Linked DNA regions of Mus musculus: region 2 is linked to region 1. The links are chromatin loops, found by intact Hi-C in ENCODE. Cell type or tissue: left cerebral cortex. All regions are shown on one strand. Each heading gives the region's core, and the rest is flanking DNA. Links, peaks and the distances in the headings are about the cores only.

Region 1 (5,403 bases), core at 1,392-3,891:
ACTTTCTCACTCCAAACCAGAGAATTTCTGTTCTTTCAACCCTAGTCTGTCCATTTTGTAGAAGTCCCAGAAGACTGATGACAGGGTTAAATTAGGAAGAAACAGTAGTCGACATTTGTGTGGAAAGGCGACACCAGTTCCTGTTTGATGTTCCCAGTCATCTCACAGTTTGTGTCCCCAAAACAGAGAAGCAAGACAACATGTCTTTTGCTGAGGACGGGAGGCTGGTATTTGGTTTATCCCAGTAAGAATTTGATGAACACTCAGGCACTTAGAAGACATGTGCTCTAGTGGGGCCCTCTTATTACTCCTTTAACCCTCCGTTTTCTATGTGAACTGCTGAGATGTGAAGATGACTCAAGGGAAGCTGATGTGTTAAAAAAAAAAGAGAGCAAAATAATTATTGGGAGCCTAAGAATGTATCTATGTCAGGATTTGTTCAGCTTTATGGGTTCACCAACCAAGCCTGTGGCATCATGGTTTTGATTTACGATGACTCACTGGGAAGGAAATTTGGTTTAAACATTCCTGAGCACAGAGGTCCCTCAGAGATGCACCGTGCCTTCCTCTATCTAATAACGTGGAACACTTGAGGGTGGGTGTTGCACATAATTTATTGTCTGAATTTACTGGATTCACATTGTACACCAGACCTGAGTTTAGAGGGGGCATTGCTGGCAACCTGGCTTTCTGTTGTTCATTTGGTTGCTATTCTGTATTATTCTGGGGAAGCAAGACAGAGGAAATCACAGAACAGCAACACACACACACACACACACACACACACACACACACACACACACTAGGGTAAGAGGTTTCACCCAACTGCTTCACGTCGAATCCTCAGGTCAAAAAATTGGTGAGAAGTATCAGAGCCGAGACCTGTCATCTCAGTGGCCGCACACTTTCCAACTTTGCTGTATATTTCATCTAATTAATTTCATGCCCCTGGTTAGACCCGCATCCGTGTTTGTTGATGCTGGAGCCGTTCTCTGCGGCAATGTTTGTGTTCTAACTCTTCTTTAGTATGAGGCCAGTGACGCTTTCCTTGTATGATTTATGACTTTCTGAGCACTTTCCCATCTCTGTCTCACTTGATTTACGCAGCGGCTGTGTCGGGGCTTCAAGCTGCTGCAAGGGCAGTCATTGTTTTATTTAACTCATCGCTTACTGCTGCAGAGCCCAGCATCCTCCATATTTATTCATCAATGATTCATTCAATGATTACACAATTTATAGTGAGGGCCCGAAGTAAGCACTGACAGATGTGAACATTCTGTGTAGCTTTTGATGAAAGACCAAATTATAATGCGTAGCGATGTTTGTATAAGCGACAGTACTGTAGGGGACTTCGGTAATTAAGAGCGATAGGATTTTACATTGGTTCTTTGGTTTTGCTGTATCATTTAAGTCATTTGATGATTGACTTTGGTCTTTTATCTTCTCCTATGACAACTGAATGATATATATAATACTCATGTGACAGAGGAGTGTTCAAATTCTTATCTTTCAAAAATTTTAGAGTTATAATAAGTGATGATGACATCATTGAATTCTAAATCTTAATCCATTTTATTGTATTTCTTTATTGATATTTAGCCCAAACTGAAATTGTTTGAATTAAGTAGAGTTACATAATAGCCTTATGTGCATTTCAGTTGATCCTTGAAAGTTTGAACCTTCTTTCTTTCTTTCTTTCTTTCTTTCTTTCTTTCTTTCTTTCTTTCTTCCTTCCTTCCTTCCTTCCTTCCTTCCTTCTTCCTTCCTTCCTTCCTTCCTTCCTTCCTTCCTCTCTCCCTCCCTCCCTTCCTTCCTTCCTTTCTTTCTTTCTTTCTTTCTTTCTTTCTTTCTTTCTTTCTTTCTTTCTTTCTTTCTTTCTTTCTCTCTCATCTCTCTTTCTCTCTTTCTTTCTTCCTTTCTTTCTTTCTTTCTTTCTTTCTTTCTTTCTTTCTTTCTTCCTTCCTTCCTTCCTTCCTTCCTTCCTTCCTTCCTTCCTTCCTTCCTCCCTCCCTTTCTTTATTTCTTTCTTTTTGCAATTTTTAAAAAGATTTATTTATTATTATGTCTAAGTACACGGTTGCTGTCTTCAGACACACCAGAAGAGGGCATCAGATCTCACTACAGATGGTTGTGAGCCACCATGTGGTTGCCGCGGAAGAGCAGCCAGTGCTCTTCTGAGCCATCTCTCCAGTCTTTTTTTTTTTTTTTTCTTTTGTAAATTTACACATATCTGCAAGTGAGGAGATACAGAAATGGACAGAAAGTATACTTTTATATTGTTTATTACTTAGTTTTACATGAAGTTTACTTTATGCTGCTTTTTAAGGTTGGAGCTGTGTTCAGAAGTTTGTGACTGACATGGAAACCATGAAGTTTTGCTTTATCAACCATAAAAATAATTTTGGTATAAAATTTGGTTTATGTCTAGGAAAAAGACTCTAATTCAAAGTTGACTGAATTTCATAAACTAAATAAGAAGCATTGTGATGTTATAGAAGCATGTCTATTATAATTTATGGCAACAATTATTTCAATTTCTTCCCTGTATTAAAGGTGCCTATATGTTTTGACATTTACATAAACAATATTTGAATAAAGGATCAGAGAAATGGATGAATTTTACTGTATAACTTGATTTTTCTCTATGAATCACAGGGAAGTTGATGAGATCACAAAAAATAAAATAGTGACAACTGCTTAGTTTTCTTAGGAGACAACCTAAAAGGTCTAAATAACATAAAGAGGAGCTAGGAGTTCCTCTCTTGGGTGAAGGCCAGCAGATGGCAGTGTGTGGTAAGGAATGGTGCGAGCCTGTCTGTTGGCTCAGAGCCAGGGGATCTCTAGCTCACTGCTCTATTCCAGTGGTAGGAATGAAGATCTAGACGTGTGAAAACCTGCAGGAAATCTGGAAAGGGAACCTTTGCCAACCGAAGATATTCAATAGATGAGACTGAATCCTGGGTGATTACGAATGGGGTGTTTGTTTATCATGCTGTAGATACCATGAAGGTCTCTCTCTCTCTCTCTCTACCCCCATGCGTGCGTGTGCATGTGTGTGTGTGTATGCGTGTGTGTATGTGTGTGTCTATATTAGCTGTACTCATTTCCTTTCACCACATTCTCTCTCAGGGATGATTTCATCGACCCCATGACTTTATTGTCACCGATAACATAATAATAATAATAATAATAATAATAATAATAATAATAATAAATAATGACCCACAGATCTATGCTGCCTAGTCTGTGTACCCTGTTTAGCATTTCATAGGCACTCTTAATTCAGCTAGTCTCCAAGCTAACTTTACAGCCTGGTTTTCCCCAAAGCCACATTCCCCCAGTGTTTGCAGGTTAACATCCAAAAGATCCTTAAAACCAGAATCCTGGGAGTCATTTTAAAAAACTCCCCTCTCTTTTCCAGTCCTCCCCTGCAGTAAACATACAGCTATCCCGCCCTAAGGTTCATTCTCTACCTTTCAGCTTTACTCCAGCTTGTTTCCCAAAGCTCAGTTCTACAGAGAACCCCAGGAATGTTCGCCGTGGATCCATTCTCACCCCACTTCTGTGAATTCTGTACAATCACAGCCACTTTAAAACATTCGGATCAGGTGGTGACACAGTGGCCTTACTTGGATCTCTGCCCATCCCTGCTCTACCGCAATAAGTGAGCTTTCTAATTCTGCTTTTGTTCTTTTAAGTTTCAAAGCTTTGAACTATGGTGTTAGTACTGTTTGCAATCACATTTCTGCCATTCTTCCTTTTCTTATATAATCTAAAAGTGATCTTATCTTTCAAGCATCACTCTGTCGTTTGCTCCAAAATTTTAACTCAGGAGACGACGTCAGGGCTCTGGCTTCATCATTTGGTACTTTTGTCTTGTACATGTGCTCATTGTTTTCCACTAGAGTGTAAGCACCAAAGCATATCCATTTCCTCCACTGCAGTGCCTTTGGTGGCTAGCACATGGCTAGGGATATAGCTGTTTTCTGTGACTATTTGTAGAATGGATGACTTCATGAATGGGGATATCTGTGAGACCTGAATGAATGACCTAATTCTATTTTATTCTATTGCCACTGTGGTGGGGATGGCCTAGGGATATAGTGTAAAAGGAGAATGCGGGTCAGTTCTCCTGGAGTGTGCTCTGTGTTCGTGATCTCTTTGTAATGACAGAAGAGTCTCAATTCAAACATGGGAGAAGGGGAAAGAAGGGACTCTTGAGAGTCAATGTGAAGTTGTCTCACTGATCTTATAAAGTATAAGTAAACCTTGCTAATCAGCAGCAACTTGATCAATATAACCAAGAGGTCTTGCGACAGTTACCTACAAGGTGAACGGTATTATAAAGCAGTACTCTTTCTTTTTATGCAGGGATTTAGGGAGGAATATAGTGTAGCAAGAAAGTATGGAGTAGCTCCTTTCCAAAAGACATTCCATGGAAATTAAAATATTTTGTACCTGTATTAGCATCATGTCAGGCACTAATGATATGTAGCGTCTGAGCACTTAAGCAGGAGGAAATTCAAATTAGGAATTCATTTCTGCATTCTGCTTAATTTTAATAATTCTATATTCATATGTCAACTAATTTAGACTTAAATTTAAATAGCTACACATGGCTGGTGATCACTATATCAGTTTGCGTGGCATAGGCAGAGAGGGTATAGGTTTTGCTGAAACGAAAATGCCTGAGCACATCAAGTCTTCCGGGTGCAGTGCCTAGCCTTACAGAGAACCTGGTTGCAACGGAATCTGACATGCTTTTAGTTTTAGTGATGCACTTTCTCCACCAAGCAAGCAAAATTAAATCTTTCTGGGCAAGAGGTAAGAGTGCATTTTTTTTTTAAAAGCAAAATATAAGGACGAAGTTTATAAACCTGTCTTTCTCTCAATCTTGGCGTATAGTCCACTCCCCCCTTTAGATTCAATATAATGGCTTTTGTGTCCTATCAGATGAAAACTGATGTCTCAACATATTGTAAACGCCACTTTCAGAAAAGCAATCAGCTGTAATACCATCTCGTCTCCTGGTATACGAAGGAGCAGGTCCTTAAGCACAGGGGTAGATTTGCTATTTATAGAATTCTGGTAGAATCATTGGATGCTTACATGATGTTTTGTGATTTAAAAGTACTGTGTAAAAATCAGCTCCTGTTTCCTCTGACACTAGTTCATAGTCAGTGGTTAGGGTCATACCTTCTTCCCAGTGCTTCAGAACATACACAGTATTTTCTGTGTAGCACTGCATATAGGAAATCCATGCCTGTGTTCGTATGGCGTATGAGATGTGCATGGAACGCCACATGATTGCAGGAGGGTTGGCCCTACGACTTTGAATGTGCTGTAATGGCATAACTAGCTCTGCTGAGATCTGAGAAGATAGTTAATTCTGCACAACTATAA
Region 2 (5,403 bases), core at 1,354-3,853, 470 kb after region 1:
TCTGTGCTTAGGCTTGAATTGTGAACTTAGGCATGGCTGGTTCAGCCATCGCTAATTCAATGTTCATAATGAATTTATAGAACATGACTACTATCAGTGGTGAGAACCAGTTGTACAGACAGACAGACAGAAAGACACACACACACACACACACACACACACACACGCACACACACACACACACTCCTGCTCAGGAAAGCTGAGGATGGGTGGTAGCTGCTTCTTGGTTCTTTGTGTGGTGTATGCCCTATGCACCTAGGAACCTTGAATTTCTCAGATTTCCTCCCACTCCATATCCTGTCCCCTCTGAAACCATCCTACTGACATGGGATTAACAGACAGGCAAACAATCTGAGAAGAGCAAAGCATTATGGCATTTGGATTTGGACTTGAAGCTACCTACTATCAAACCATACTTTCTCTCCATTTCAGCACTAATCCATATCTTAATTTTACGTCAGTATCAGTGTGTACAGTGAACAGAAAGAAAAATTCAGAGATTGCAGATATATATTCCCCTTACCATGTCTCCTGTCTTGCTCAGAGGATATGTTGCTAATTGTTCCTGGGACTCCTGTTGCACCCTGATGAGGTTACAGAATGGTCTCCAGCATAGTGCTATGGGAGGTGATTAATAGCAGACCAGAGTGCAGTTGCTGATTAAATGTTCCTTATAACCATGAGCAAAATATGTCCTCCTCCTCTCTGGAGGACTCTAACTTGTATGCACAGTATGGATTCTGTATTATTCAAAAGAAAGCTTCAAGGAAGTAATTCTGAATGGGTTGTATATTACCAAGTCATGATGTGTTACTCAGAAATGTGGCATAAACATGCAGTGGTTCCTACTGCTTATGAAGGCCGCCTTCATAGTATGCACAGGGAATGAACCCCTATTAATGAATACTACTAGATCGTGTTTCCAAGAATGAAGGTTACCCTAATGAGTTTGATTGCCAAGCACAACAAACCTAGAGAACATCAAAACCTAATTGCTATCTCCTATTTGTCCTCTCTCAGTTCTCTCTGCCAAAACCGATTTCCCTCACTGGCTGTATTCATGACATCTCCATTTAAAAGGAAGCTCGAGATATAAGTATTAATGCATTACTCTTAATATAGTATAAAATTGAATTTAAAATTGACATTGAACTTTCTATAAGAGCTTGCAGATAGTACTGGAAGTGTCATGGACATTTTGAATAAATGAGCAAGGGATGTTTTTAATGCATATTTTCCTGGGGTATGTTTTTGAGTATTTATCTTAATGCCTTATATATAATGAATATATTCAGAAAACTTATTTTACTTCACGATGACTTTAACAAATTGCATTCTATCTCCGTTCTGCATCTACGGAGGAAACCTTGGGAAATTGTCATATGGTATGAGAACATTACATTATGTAGAAATAACCAGTCCGGTCCCCCAAACGAGCAAAATCAGATTCTCTGTTCCATTTGGTTTAAAGCTCTACCTCCCTCAGATCAGGGCTGACTCAGTACCTTCCCCACCAGTGTTTCTCTCATGATGGATAAACTTTTAAAGACTGAAGCTTTTACTCCCCCCCCCCTCCTATATTCTGTCTCTTGCATCCCTGCAAAGACTTCTACCCTGGAAATTACAGTTCTTCCTAAATTTCTTCCCCAGATTCTCTGGGATCCTCTCATGTTATAAAGAAACCCTCAAAGAGGACATCACTACAGAAAAGCTCTAGCCCAGTTTTCTCAGATATTGTCTTCTTGGGTTTTAGGGAAACTTCTGGGTCATGTTTTTCCAAACTAAAAACTGTGCTATTCATTCTTTCTTCTTGTTTTGGACAAGAGTCACAAGGAAAGTTCCCCCAATCCCAAATGGCTTACATGACACTTCCTAAGGGACTGCTTAAGTGCATAAAGCCTTTGTTCTGTGATGCCATCCAACTCACAGGCTCAAGTTGAGGGAATTGAACAAATAAGAGTTCAGTAAAGGGAAAAGTGCAGCTTGGTGTTCCAAAGAAGATGCAGGCACACATTTCTCACTGCCATTAAAAGAGAATAAAAACCATAGTTCTTTTTCCTGATTAACCCCCACTATCCTTCCATCTGTGGTAATTATTGTTCAAAATTTCTATCTGTTGTAGAAGAAAGAAGTGGCCCATGGTCCAGAGAATACAAAGGAAATTTTGGATTCGATCTTAGAAGATCCCTCGGGAATCCTGTGCTGGATACACCTGTGTTGTCTTCATCCTTAGTTTTGGACAGCATCAGAAAAACAGACATCTATGGTAGCATCCATATTGCATTAGTTAATCAACCCAGGCCTGCTGCCATGTGAGTTGGTTTATATTCAATTTATAAACTCACAGAGATAAGAACCATTAATGCCAGTTAATTCATCCACATGGTTAAGTTTCCTCTGCTGCATCAAGTCGATATCTTACTCAGTCTCTACACCTCCAGTCATGGCAAGAGCTCATTGTTTCCGGATACAGCTTTAGTGAGAAATCTGTCCAAGTGTCAAGCTGAAATCTGTTCTGTAATTTTTACCCAACATGCCTCCTTATTCTGTTCTTTGAAGCTAAACTGGACAAGCTGTTCTGTCCTGAAAAATCTTTTATGTGAAAACCTTGAAATAACTAAGGATAGCAGAGATGTTTTTCTGTTTCTTGAAGACTCAGGGTTCACATTGATTTCAGATGATCCTTAATGAGAGTGATTCAGATACTGTCAGCACAAGGACTGTTTGGATACAATTCATTTGCCAGATGGTGCATCACCTACACCAAGAAGAGTGGATATTTCAGGATACATCACTTTCAACAGCCATCTTTGGGCCCCAGAGCCTGTTTTTCTTGCAGAGTCCTACTCATTCTTTGGAATTTAGACACCTTGCTATGTAATACTCTTTTCCTTTCTGTGGTCTGGAGAGTTAACCCTGGTTCCTCTTCTCATCCCATTGCTCCCAGAAATAAGACTCAGACTCAAAGTATCTTTACAAATACCTTGACCATATAGCTAGACTTTTCTTTGACTAGAATCATAACTAAGATAACCCATTTATTTAAATATCCATTTTGTCATGCATCTAGTTACCTGAGCTTAGGTACCATATGTCTGTCTCCTCACAACATCCCAGGCAGATCTCCCAACTGGCTCTATCCCAGAATTTTTCTCCTTTCAGACGACCCACCTTCTATTTCATGCCTAAGTGATAGGGCTTTTTAATTGACAAGATACTCTCTCTACACTGATCCAAAGTGTCAGTAGCTTATTGAGCAGTGAATTACTGTATGCTAAGATCTAGGTGTAGGGAGAGTGTGCCGATCGAGGTTTTTCTGCATGGTTAGCACAGCCTAGAAATTTGATAAATGTTGTTAATTGAACAGCAACTGGGCATATCCAAGATTCCCACCAGCTTTTGTAGTGTCATATATGGATATATACAGGTCACTGTACATTTCTGGGTCTCTTTTATTTTTGTTCATCTAAACCAGGTCTGTACCATTAAGTTTGCTTTTCTTGGCTATAAGTTGCTTTTCTTGGCTACATCTGGAATTAACTAAGACTACAAAATAGAGGGGCACACCTATATGTAATTTTTGTTTAATTTGGAGTGGGAAGACACACCTTTAATCCAGATCCTTTGAGGTGGGAAGACCCACCTTAAATCTGATCTTTGCCTTCTACTGAAAACCTATATAAAAACATGGAAGAGGAAATATCGATATCCTCCCCAGCAAGTTCATTCCTTCACTGGCATTAGAGCCTACTTCTTTTGGGATTCTGATGTATGCTAAAGGCCAGCTGAGACATCCAGCCTGTCTGGACTGAACAACTACTGCATTCTTGGACCTACCTTTCATAGGCAGCCATTGTTGTATCAGCTGGACCACAGCTAGTGAGTCACTCTAACAGGTTCTCTTTCTCTCTCTCTCTCCCACTCCCCCTCCCCTCCCCCTCTCTCCTCCCTCCTCCCTCTCCCCTCCCTCTCCCCTCCCCTCCCCTTCCCTCCCCTTTCCCTCCCTCCCTCCCCCTTCTTCTCCCCCCTCTCATGTGTGTTTGTGTGTGTGTGTGTGTGTGTGTGTGTGTGTGTGTGTGTGTCTGTCTGTCTGTCACTCTGTCTTTCTCTCCATTCTATAAATTCTGTTACTGTAAAAAACCCTGTCTAACGTATTCACACTTCCCTGTTTATATTTTTAATTGTACACATGTAGTGGAAAATCAAATCTGAAAAATATATTTTAGTGAAAATAATCATAACTTATTTCAAGCTAATTTTTAGGTATGGTTTACTTAGTGGTGAGTGCTGACCCAGAGCCTCAAAAATGCTCTTCAAGTGCTCGACGAACAACCTATATTTTTATTTCTAAGATATTTATTGGTACTGAATAAGCCTCGTTTTATTGGCTATTTATCCATAACTTCCTAAAATGTTCCCAATGCATATCTAAGAATAAACAAAATAACAAAGTTATATATATTTTCTTTGGTTTTTGTTTTTGGTTAATAGCAAAGGGGGCTGTGGCAGAAGAGAGAGCTTATCATTCCTATTCCCAAATCATGAGGTTTAGAAGACTGGATCCCTGTGTTGTTGCCTGTCTACAGCTCTTCAAACAGGTTCTTTTGCTGTGTTTCTGTGTCTCCTCTTCCCCAAAGATCGCATCAACTTGTTCATTTCTGAAAGCAATCATTTGACACAAAGTCATACCAAATAGTCTCTGCAGAACTAAGCGTGTTCTCAGGTGTTGGATACTGGACAGATAGAGCAGACAACTCCTCCTCCTGGGATAGGTTATCCTTGGCGTTTTAAAGCAGTATGTAGTGTGTAAATAGATGCTTATGAAATGTACACTGGAGCTGGACATGGTGGGGCATACGTGTAATCCCAGAAATTATGAGGGAGAAATAAGGAGATCAGGAGATCTGGTCTTTCTTTGGCTGCACTTCAGGTTCAAGATAAGCCTGGGTTACATGAGCCCCTGTCTTAGAAATAGCTAAACAAATGTAATTTTAATATATTTCATTTACAATGTTTAAAGTGCCCTGGGTTGTTTTAAAGACCTTATTGTGTCCGGTCATAGTTTTAAGTGTCGGGAATGTAGCTGATAGATCTAATGTGAGGTTTGTTTTTGTTGTTGTTTGTTATTGTTTTGTTATTGTTATTTTTGTTGTTTTTTAATCTTAAACATGTCTTTCGATTTACTAGACCATTTTTATTAATTAGAATTTTTTTCTTTTTTTGTTAGATGTTTTCTTTATTTACATTTCAAATGTTATCCCCTTTCCTAGTTTCCCCTCTGAAAACCCCCTATCTCCTCCCCCTCCCATGGTCACTAACCGACCTACACCAGCTTCCTGGCCCTGGCATTCTCCTATACTGGAAAATATAACCTTCACAGGACCAAGGGCCTCTCCTCCCATT

What was found. A loop is a pair of places that touch in the nucleus more often than their neighbours do. Peaks named below come from ENCODE experiments on the same cell type or tissue, not always from the same donor. Only the 100,000 strongest peaks of a DNase experiment are listed, where the experiment ranks them.
Region 2: a loop joins it to region 1, with 3 times the contacts of the local background. A loop is called at or near these places in 2 of 42 quality-filtered maps.

What each region holds. Positions count from the first base shown.
Region 1 is chr16:55,466,667-55,472,069 of GRCm38, reverse strand. The region is part of intron 2 of Gm45968 (a long non-coding RNA gene); the gene reads left to right. Among named protein-coding and RNA genes, the nearest start is that of Mir5118, 25 kb to the left of the region's middle. In left cerebral cortex, for the core only: CTCF peaks have their summits at 2,116 (motif pointing right) and 2,770 (motif pointing right); a DNase peak (open chromatin) is centred at 2,811.
Region 2 is chr16:54,999,155-55,004,557 of GRCm38, reverse strand. No RefSeq gene overlaps it. Among named protein-coding and RNA genes, the nearest start is that of Gm22977, 29 kb to the right of the region's middle. In left cerebral cortex, for the core only: no CTCF peak of the experiment used is centred there; a DNase peak (open chromatin) is centred at 2,660; H3K27ac peaks cover 1,886 bases.